2 separate regions of the Homo sapiens genome follow, and region 1 is linked to region 2. A link is an interaction called in ENCODE POLR2A ChIA-PET data of the cell type or tissue named here. Cell type or tissue: GM12878. All regions are shown on one strand. Each heading gives the region's core, and the rest is flanking DNA. Links, peaks and the distances in the headings are about the cores only. Region 1 overlaps POM121C (POM121 transmembrane nucleoporin C). Region 2 overlaps HIP1 (huntingtin interacting protein 1).

What was found. ChIA-PET counts read pairs that join two places held together with the same protein. Peaks named below come from ENCODE experiments on the same cell type or tissue, not always from the same donor. Only the 100,000 strongest peaks of a DNase experiment are listed, where the experiment ranks them.
Region 1: POLR2A ChIA-PET joins it to region 2 with 7 read pairs; 3 of 35 experiments call an interaction of 5 or more read pairs at or near these places.

What each region holds. Positions count from the first base shown.
Region 1 is chr7:75,464,205-75,469,578 of GRCh38, forward strand. All of the region lies in intron 3 of POM121C (POM121 transmembrane nucleoporin C), which reads right to left. Among named protein-coding and RNA genes, the nearest start is that of POM121C, 19 kb to the right of the region's middle. In GM12878, for the core only: no CTCF peak of the experiment used is centred there; no DNase peak of the experiment used is centred there.
Region 2 is chr7:75,532,691-75,538,007 of GRCh38, forward strand. It overlaps HIP1 (huntingtin interacting protein 1), which reads right to left. Exons shown (of 31, transcript NM_005338.7): 31 at 608-5,317. Among named protein-coding and RNA genes, the nearest start is that of SPDYE5, 43 kb to the left of the region's middle. RefSeq lists an enhancer at 2,521-2,770. In GM12878, for the core only: no CTCF peak of the experiment used is centred there; a DNase peak (open chromatin) is centred at 2,450; H3K27ac peaks cover 754 bases.

The DNA.
Region 1 (5,374 bases), core at 247-5,246, 69 kb before region 2:
ATCTGCTCAAAAAGCTAAAAGAAACGATGAATAAAGAGTTAAAGGATACAAGGAGAACAATGTCTCAACAAATGCAGAACATCAATAAAGAAATAGAAAATATTATAGACAGGTGAGGGGCAGTGGCTCATGCCTGTAATTCCAGCACTTTGGGAGGCTGAGGCGGGCAGATCACCTGGGGCCAGGATTTGAAGACCAGCCTCAGCAACATGGCGAAACCCCCTCTCTACAAAAAATGCAAACAATCAGCCAAGTGTGGTGGCATGCGCCTGTAGTCCCAGCCACTTGGGAGGCTGAGGTGGGAGAATTGCCTGAGCATGAGAAGTCAAGGCTGCAGTGAGCCAAGATTGCACCACTGCACTCCAGCCTGGGTGACAGAGTGAGACCCTGTCTCAATAAAAGAATTTATTATAGACAAACTAAAGCTTAGAGAAAAAAAGAAAGGAAAAAAATAGAAATTATTGAAAGGAATCAAAGTCTGAAGCTGAAAAGTATACAAAAATTAGCCAGGCATGGTGGCGGGCACCTGTAATCCCAGCTACTCGAGAGGCTGAGACAGGAGAATTGCTTGAACCCAGGAGACAGAGGTTGCAGTGAGCCAAGATCGCACCATTGCACTCCAGTCTGGGTGACAAGAACGAAACTCCATCTCAAAAAAAAAAAAAAAAAAAAAAAAAAGTATAGAAATGGAAATGAAAAATTCACCAGACTATTTCGAATTCATTAGAGCAGATGGAAGAGAGAGTCATTGAACACATGAAGACAGGTAGATGAAACTATCCTGTCTACAGTTCTTTTTTTTTTTTTTGGATGGAGTTTCACTCTTGTTGTCTAAGCTGGGGTGCAATGGCGTGATCTCAGCTCATTGAAACCTCTGCCTACCGGGTTCAAGCAATTCTCCTGCCTCAGCCTCCCAAGTAGCTGGGATTACAGGCATGCGCCACCATGCCCGGCTATTTTTGTATTTTTAGTAGAGATTGGGGTTTCACCATGTTGGCCAGACTGGTCTTGAACTCCTGACCTCAGGTGATCTGCTCGCCTTGGCCTCCCAAAGTGCTGGGATTATAAGCGTGAGCCACCGTGCCCAGCCTGAATTGTAACACTTTAAAATGGTATGTGGACTGGGTGTGGTGGCTCATGCCTATAATCCCAGCACCTTGGGAGGCTGAGGTAGGAGGATCGCTTGAGACCTGGAGTTCAAGACCAGTCTGGCAACACAGTGAGATCCCATCTCTACAAAAAAAAAAATAAAAAAGTAGCCTGAGTCCGGCCTGGCACAGTGGCTCACACCTGTAATCCCAGCACTTTGGGAGGCTGAGGCGGGTGGATCATGCGGTCAGGAGTTCGAGACCAGCCTGGCCAAGATGGTGAAACCCCGTCTCTACTGAAAAGACAAAAATTAGCCGGGCATGGTGGCAGGCACTTGTAATCCCAGCTACTCTGGAGGCTGAGGCAGGAGAGTCGCTTGTACCTGGGAGGTGGAGGTTGCAGTGAGCCAAGATTGTGCCACTGCACTCCAGCCTGGGCCACAGAGCAAGACTCCATCTCAAAAAAAAAAAAAAAAATTAGCCTGAGTCCTAGCTACTCAGGATGAGGTGGGAGGATTGCTTGAGCCCAGGAATTCAAGGCTGCAGAGAGCTATACTCACACCACTGCACTCCAGCACAGGCAACAGAGTGACACCCTGTCTCAAAAAAAAAAAAAAAAAAAAAAAAAAAAAGGTGTGTGACTTTCGCCTCAATTAAAAAAAATAAAACATATAAAAACCTGTCAGCTGGGCATGGTGGTGCATACCTGTAGTCCCAAGTATTTGAGAGACTGTGGTGGGAGGATTCCTGGAGCCCAGGAGTTTGAGGCTTCAATGAGCTGTGATTGCACCACTGCAGTCTGACCTGGGCAACAAAGGGAGATGCCATCTCTTAAAAAAAAAACGTCAAATCCTGTGAGATGCAGCCAAAGTAAACTTTAGGTAAATTCATAGCCCTAAATGCTTAGAGAAGAAGCAATAAAAAAAAAAAAATCTTAAGAATCTGAGCTTCCATTTTAAGAAACTAGAAAAAGAAGAGCAAAATAACCACAAAACAAGCAGAAAGAAGGAAATAGAATTAATATAAGAGCAGGCTGGGAGGGGTGGCTCACACCTCTAGTCCCAACACTTTGGGAGGCTGAGGTGGGCAGATCTCTTAAGGCCAGGAGTTCAACACCAGCCTGGCCAACATGGTAAACCTCCATCTCTACTAAAAATACAAAAATTAGCCAGGCGTGATTGCATGTGCCTATAATCCTAGTTACTCCCAAGCTGAGGTAGGAGAATCGCTTGAACCCAGGAGGTGGAGGTTGCAGTGAGCCAAGATTGTGCCACTGCACTCCAGCCTGGGTGACAGAGCAAGACTCCATCTCAAAAAATAAAAATTAAAAAAAAAAAAATGTAAGAGTAGAAATCAGTGAAGTTAAAATAGAAACATTTAAAAAATCAATTAAACCAAATGTTGGCTCTTCGAAAAGATCAATTAAAAATAAGAAATCCCTAGCCAGACTAATCAAAGAAAAAAAAAAAGCAAAGAGAGAGGATGCAAATGACCAGCATCAGGAATAAAAGGGAGGCTATTAGCACAGACCCTGCATGCATCAAAATGAGATTAAATATTACAAACAAATCTAGGCACCCAGCTCTCACCCTCATTTTTTATAAGTGGGAAAAAGACCCAGAGATCAAATGACTCACTCAAAATGACAGTCAATGACAGAGCAGGGCCTGGGGCCTTAGGACTGATTATCCAAATGCCATCAGAGAACGAGCTAAATCAGAAGCACCTAGTGAGCTTTTAAAAAATAATTCTCCAGGGCACAACCCCTGAGATTCTGATTCAGTAGGTTTTGGAGTGATGCCTAATATTCTGAAAATGCCAAAAGCTCAACAGATGGTTCTCTTGCTTGGCCAGTTTTAGAAAATGCAGTGTCCCATATTACCACCTTCACTCATATGACGACTGTAGAGAAAATCAAAAAATCTGGTGCTCAAGTATGTTTAAATTTAATGTAAAGCACCGGGCGTGGTGGCTCACGCCTGTAATCCCAGCACTTTGGGAGGCTGAGGTGGGTGGATCACGAGGTCAGGAGATTGAGACCATCCTGGCTAACACAGTGAAACCCCATCACTACTAAAAATACAAAAAAATTAGCCGGGTGTGGTGGCACATGCCTGTAGTCCCAGCTACTTGGGAGGCTGAGGCAGGAGAATGGTGTGAACCCTGGAGGCGGAGCTTGCAGTGAGCCGAGAATGCGCCACTGCACTCCAGCCTGGGCGACAGAGCGAGATTCTGTCTCAAAAAAAAAAAAAAAAAAAAAAAATGTAATATAAAGCAGGCGGAATAAATCCTGTGATGGTGACCGGGTGAATGCTCTTGAGAGAAATCATAATCTGGAATACCCGTCTCTGACATTTCCCATGGCAGTTAACATTTTTCCACTTTATTCAAATACACATTTATTTGTCAAATATTTGCTGGGTACCACTCTGTGCTAGGTATTGGGGATACAGTCATTTGCATCACAAAGTCCCTGCTCAGTGTAATAAGCACTCATTGAGCACCTACCTATGTGTGAGGAACTGTGCTAGGGGGTATCAGAAACACACAAAATAGGCCGGGCACTGTGGCTCATGCCTGTAATCCCAGCACTTTGGGAGGCCAAGGTGGGCAGATCACCTGGGGTCAGGAGTTTGAGACCAGCCTGACCAACATGATGAAACCCCATCACTACTAAAAATACAAAAAAATTAGCCAGGTGTAGTGGTGGGTGCCTATAATCCCCAGCTACTCAGGGGCTGAGGCCGGAGAATTGCTTGAACTGAGGAGGCAGAAGTTGCAGTGAGCTGAGATGGCACAACTGCACCCCAACCTGGGCAACAGAGACTCTGTCTAAAAAAAAAAAAAAAAAAAAAAAAAAGAAAAGAAAAGAAAAAGAAACGCAGAAACACAAAATAAAACTGAGCCTCTCCTCTCAAAGAACTCACCCGCTCCAGTCGGAGACAAACTATACAACGCCTTCCCAGGTATCTCATCCCGTTTCTTAAGTCCAAATTCTGTTTCCACATTGAAGACTCCAGCTTTTTTTTTTTTTTTTTTTTTTTTGAGACAGTCTCACTCTGTCGCCCAGGCTGGAGTGCAGTGGTGCAATCTCGGCTCACTGCAACCTCTACCTCCCAGGTTCAAGTGATTCTCCTGCCTCAGCCTCCTGAGTACCTGGGATTACATGCGCCCACCACCACACCTGGCTAATTTTTTGTATTTTTAGTAGAGACAGGATTTCGCCATGTTGGCCAGGCTGGGCTCACACTCCCAACCTCAGGTGATCCACCCACCTTGGCCTCCCAAAGTGTTGGGATTACAGGCGTGAGCCAACACGCCTGACTGACTCCAGCATTTTTATCTTCATCTCAATCTCATCCCTAAACTCAAAACCAACATATGCAACTGCCTACTTGATGTTTCCATTTGGATATCTAACTAACACCTCAAACTTAACATGTGCAAAGCCAGGTGCAGTGGGTCATGCCTATAATCCCAACACTTTGGGAGGTCAAGACGGGAGGATCGCTTGAGCCCAGGAGTTTGAGACCAGCCTGGGCAACTTAGTGAGACCCCATCTGTCTATTTATTTTTAAAACATTAAAAATTGTTTTCAAAGAAAAAAATAAACCTAACACGTGCAAGACCAAATTCCCAATTTCGCACTCTCCCACCAAACTGGTTTCTCCCGCAGTCTTTGCCAACTCAATAAATAACAACTCCATTCTTAAAGTTCACGTAACAAAAATCCTGGAGTCATCCTTGACTCCTCTCTTTCTCTTACACACTGCATGCAAAGCATCTGCAAATCTTTTGGGTCTACTTTCTTTTTTTTTTTTTTCCTAGACAGGGTCTTGCTCTGTTGCCCAGGCTGGAGTGCAGTGGCGTGATCACAGCTCACTGCAGCCATGACTTCCCAGGCTAAAGCGATTCTCTCACCTCAGCCTCCCAAGTCCCTGGGACTACAGGCATGCACTACCAAACCCAGCTAATTTTTTATTTTTTTAGAGACAGGGTCTTGCTATGTTTCCCAGGCTAGCCTTGATCTCCTGGGCTCAAGTGATCCTCCTGCCTTGGCCTCCCAAAGTGCTCAGATTACAGGCCTGAGCCACCACACCTGGCCAGGTCTACTTTCAAAATACATCCTGCATGTGACCACTTCTATCTGCAGCTGCCTCTCTCATCCATACCTCTGGCTTGTTTTGCCTGGAGTGCTGCCTTATAACCAGGACCCCTGTTTTGACCAGAGTTCTCCTATGAACTGTTCTCAACAGAGAGGCCAGAGAGATCTTTTTAAAAACACT
Region 2 (5,317 bases), core at 318-5,317:
GGAACATGTTTAAGAAGTGCAAACAAATGTCTTTTTTTTTTTTTCAAGAGACAGGGTCTTGCTCTGTTGCCCAGGGTGGAGTGCAATGGCGTGATCACTGCAGCCTCAACCTCCTGGGCTGAACTGAGCCTCCTGACTCAGCCTCCCAAGTAGCTGGGACTACAGGCATATGCTACCATTCCCAGTTAATTTTGTTGTAGACGGGGTCTTGCTGTGTTGCCCAGGTTGCTCTCAAACTCCTGCACTCAAGTGATCCTCCCACTGCAGCCTCCCAAATTGCTGGGATTACAGGCATGAGCCACCATGCCCAATATCAAACTAATATTTCTTTTTTTTTTTTCCTTTTTGTGGAGAACAGCTTCTCACTATATTTTCCAGGCAGGTCTCTTAACTCCTGGGCTCAAGCTATCCTCCTGCCTCTGCCTCCCTAAGAGCTGGGATTACTGGTGTGAGCCACCACACCCGGCTCAAAACTAATATTTCTAAGATATATTCCCAGAGGTGTGGGGCTAAGTGGATTCCATGAACCCCAGGATACAAATGCAGGCTTCTCACTGGAGCCTATACCTCAGAGCCACGCTGGCTGGTCAATCACCACCACGCTCCATTGCCAGGCGGAAATATTTATTTGAAAAATTGAAAACACAGATGCAATGTATTATACAAAGAAAGGTCTTAATACCATAATAAAAGTATTGTTGGAGGGAAACAGAAGCCAGTGGCCACCTGCCCTGGGAAGGTAGGCACTCAGTGAAAAATGAAATTCATTTCAAGGAACTACCCTAATGGAAACCCAGGGGAAAGGTTAAAAACAGAAGAAAAACAAACCCAACCCTATCCCTGCAAACTGAAATGTGAAAGAGTCTGTTATAAGTTTGAGACAACTGCATTATCACCAAGATGTAACCGAACCCCCTCGGTTTGTCCCTATGAGTGGTAATCAGTTTCATTTAGGGCCTTCAAACCTGAGGTAGTTGAGGGTCACCTGAAAGACATGTCTGGAAAAATCTACTCTCAGAATCGAACCCAACAGCATTGAATTGTTTCCTGTTGCTTTGGCTCCTGACAACACCACGGTGTGGTGCTGATCTTGTATTTGGTCTGGACCTGGGAGAGGAAGGAATTTGGCAGCAAACAGCTGGCTGGTTTGCTGCGCCGATGGCTGGCAGGTCCGTGGTGGTGGTTTTCTATGCTACAGGTGGTGCAGTCTCTGGAGGACAAGGATGGCAGAGAGAGGGCAAAGCCAGTTTGCTTGGAAAGCCAATGTTGGAACTGGAGGCTTTCCCTGGCAGGATTTCCAGAGATTTGGAAAGGTGGTAGAAGGTAGCAAGATGCTGACCGGTTATTAAAGACCAGGGTCAAATGGAGCCAGGAGACCCCTCTAGACTAAGGAGCTAAGAGGGAACTTCCAGCTGCAAGCTGAGAACTAGCTCCTGCACAGGGTCGAGGGGCCAAAGCCAACTAATCTGACCGGAGCGACATGTACCTGTGATTCCCGTGTTACCTGGTGGCATAAACCTTGGTGTCTGACTTGGTAGCTGGGACAGTTCCAAGAAAAGTTGCTCTAGACAGTGGTTCTTCCAGCCACTGGGTTAGAGGGACCCGTATTCTGGTGGGATTTTAGGGGTACTGCTATGGACGGCTGCATCAGCAGACAATCTAAACTAGTCTCATTTAAACTCCTTGCTCAGATATAAAATAACCCTGCCAAGATGGCTCTTCTCTTCTATTTCTTTCTCTCTCTCTCTCTTTTTTTTTTTTGAGATGGAGTCTCACTCTGTGACCCAGGCTGGAGTGCAGTGGTGCGATCTTGGCTCACTACAACCTCTGTCCCCCGGGTTCAAGTGATTCTCCTGCCTCAGCCTCCCCAGTAGCTGGGATTATAGGCGCCTGCCACCATGCCCGGCTAATTTTTGTATTTTTAGTAGAGACGGGGTTTCACCATGTTGGCCAGGCTAGTCTTGAACTCCTGACCTCAGGTGATCCACCCGCCCCTGCCTCCCAAAGTGCTGGGATTAAACGTGTGAGACACCATGTCTGGCCTCTTTCTCTTATGTAAACAAACATCTTTTCTCTAGAGGTCTCAGGGCACTGTCTTACAAACTTAAGTAACAGATGCAGCTGTTTTTTAACTTCTTGTCGATCCTAAGCCATGATTTTGTTGCTGTCCCATCTTGTCATGACCCATTTACGCTCACCCGAGACTTGTCACTAGTGATGCTCAGTGACTCATTTAGAAGGCTTGCAGGTTCATTTTTAGCTTTAAGATGTGATTCCCGTTTTAATCCAAGGTGTGTCATTAAATAGCTCTTCATCTTCATTTTTAGAAGAGTCACAATAGGACAATTTGATTTTGTCTAGAGAATGGGGTAGCCATTCTAATCTGAGCTATTACGAAAGTAATTATGTGACATCTGACAGCTACTTCCTCATGTGACACTGAATTAGCCTCTGCTTCTGTTTAAGTGCTTTCTTAACCGTTATGACTCAGGCTAAGTCGATGAAGTTTTTAAACATTTCTGTGGCTTCTTTTTAGAGACAGGATCATTCAGATAATTTTTTGTTTGTTTTTAAAGAGATGGAGTCTCGCTCTGTCACTCAGGCTGGAGTGCAGTGGGAAATCATGGCTCATTGCAGCCTCAAACTCCTGGGCTGGGCTCTGACACAGAATCTTTTTTTTTTTGAGACAGGGTCTCACTCTGTCACCCAGGCCGGAGTGCACTGGCACAATCAGGGCTGACTGCAGCCTCGACTTCCCAAGCTCAAGCAATTCTCCCACCTTAGCTCCCCAACTAGCTGAGACTACAGGCATGCACCATCATGCCCGGCTAATTTTGTTTTTGAATTTTAGTAGAGATGAGGTCTTGCTATGATGCCCAGCCTGGTCTCAAACTCCTGAGCTCAAGCAATCATCCCGTCTTGGCCTCCCAAAGTTCTGGGATTACAGGCATGCGCCACTGTGCCCGGCTGGGCAGAGAATCTTAATTTGATCCATTACACTAGACTGTTTGCCCCATTTGTAATTTTTTTTTTTTTTTGAGACGGAGTTTTGCTCTTGTTGCCCAGGCTGGAGTACAATGGCGTGATCTCAGCTCACTGCAACCTCTGCCTCTGGGGTTCAGGTGATTCTCCTGTCTCAGCCTCCTGAGTAGCTGGGATTACGGGCACCCGTCACTACGCTCGGCTAATTTTTGGTATTTTTAGTAGAGATGGGGGTTTCACCATGTTGGACAGGCTGGTCTTGAACTCCTGACCTCAGGTGATCCTACCACCTCAGCCTCTCAAAGTGCTGGGATTACAGGCGTGAGCCACTGTGCCCGGCCACCCCTTGGTAATTGGGAACATATGAGTTAGAATGGCTGAGATCTAGAAGTGAGGACTAGCCACTTTTGGAAATGTTGACCCGCATCAAGAACACACCGATTGGTTTAGTTGCCACAACTGGGACAGGGAAGCCACGCACCATTCCTTCTGAGCCTTGAATCAAAAAAATACTAAGCAGAAAGCAGCATTCAACATTAAGACTGCCCAATTTCTAGTGCTGATACTTCCTTAGCCCAGTATGGAGGTCACACGTCTGAGTATGGTCATCCGAGGTCCTGGGAGAGAGTTTTTTGAATGTCCCACTTAGAAAATGCACAGAGAGGGAGTTGGGGAGGGGGGTGGGCTAGGGAGATGGGGGTTGGTTCACAGTGATCAAACAGAAGTCTCACAACCCGTCATGTAGCAAAACCTAGCAATATTCTGTTGGAGCAGATCCTGGGAAGTGCTTGATGGCTACCACCAATGAGTTGCTATAGATAAAGAAGGAAGACGCTGTTTTTCCAAGATCAGAAGGTCACTTAAATGCTGGGGTCCATCTAGAAGAGGAAAAGTGCTGTTGGGCTGCCCATCCCTGGCAAGCTGTTCATGTGCCCTCTGTCCTCATCCTGTCCACAGGGCAGCGAGAGCCTGGGGCATGTGGCTGAAAGGAGTTGGAGCCGCTGGCTCTGTCCTTTCTCATTTTCTCTGACCCAAGAGCTCCAAATGATCTCCTTGCTTTGGGATCCAAGTCAGTAACAGTCCAGCACCTTGGCCTTTCTTCTGATTCTTGAAGGCTGATGTAGCCGGGCAGAAAGATGAGCCTTGCTAGAGTCACACCTGAAGTTCTGATTGCTCCAAGCATCTCTTTGTAGGCTGTTGCTGCTTAAGGGAGGTTAGTAATAAATACTAAGGGTAGCAAACCAAGTATAGGGTTCTTCCCTGATGGGAGCAATTGCATCTGATCTTCCGGGTTTGTCAATTGCGTAGAAGGTGGAACGATCTTCCTATTCAAGAGGATGCCAAGGCAGACGTCTGCAGAAAGGAGTTGGGAATCACTCCCACACTCCGTCTCTGGGCCAAGGGAGACGGCCCGCTTGACAGAGACCATTCACGGACAGTTCATTCCGGCAGGGAAGTAGTGTTGTTGATCTCACCAGCTCCATTCAAGCATGTGATCAAGTTTTTGAGCCTCGTCACGGGAACTGGGCTGTGTGAACCCTCTTGTCCCTCTTTCTGTTGTCTTCTCCCTTGTAAAGGCGGACAGAGGCTTTCCGCCGGGATTCAGCTTTAGGAGGGAAAGGCACTCACTCTCCTTCTGCTTTTTGAGGAAAGCTGTCACTCAGCAGCTCCGCCTGACCCTGGAGCATGGACTGGGTGGGCCAGCACTTGGTCAGTGTGGAGGCGGAGATGGAGCACCGAGAGGCCTGGGCAGCACCATCGCTGGAGCTACCACAGTTGGGGGGCCCTGGAGACTCAGCCCCAGGGGTGTGCCCTTTGGGAGAGTTGGCTATGTGAGTGAAACTTAAAAAAAAAAACAAAACCAAAAAACCCAACCAACCACCATAAGAAGCAGTGGAAATCCATGGCACTGCCCAAAGAGGGGGAGAATGGCTTTGGCATTCACAGCCAGGACACTCCTGCCGTCCTTCTGACTGTGCAGATCTCAGGGTAGTGTCCTGGTTTGGAATCCATCAGCCCTCTGATGCTCACAAGTTTGTGCAAATGATGAAACTGAAAAGACTGAGAAGAAAACAGAAAAGAAAAGGCATAAGATCTTCCCTTTCCAAGCTGTCAACAAACAACAAGCAGCTCCTCTATTAAGGATACCCATTGTTGTGGGGGTCAAATAGTCAGCAGGACTGGATGTTGGTCCTCTCTGTTGAGTGGCCCTGCCCCCCACCACCCCTCTTCGTACCTAGGCTTGCTCATGGGCAGCACTGGCCAGCCTGGATGCTAACTAGGGAGGCGGGAAAAGAACAGAGATGACCATGGGTCCAAACAGAAAGGGTGTCGC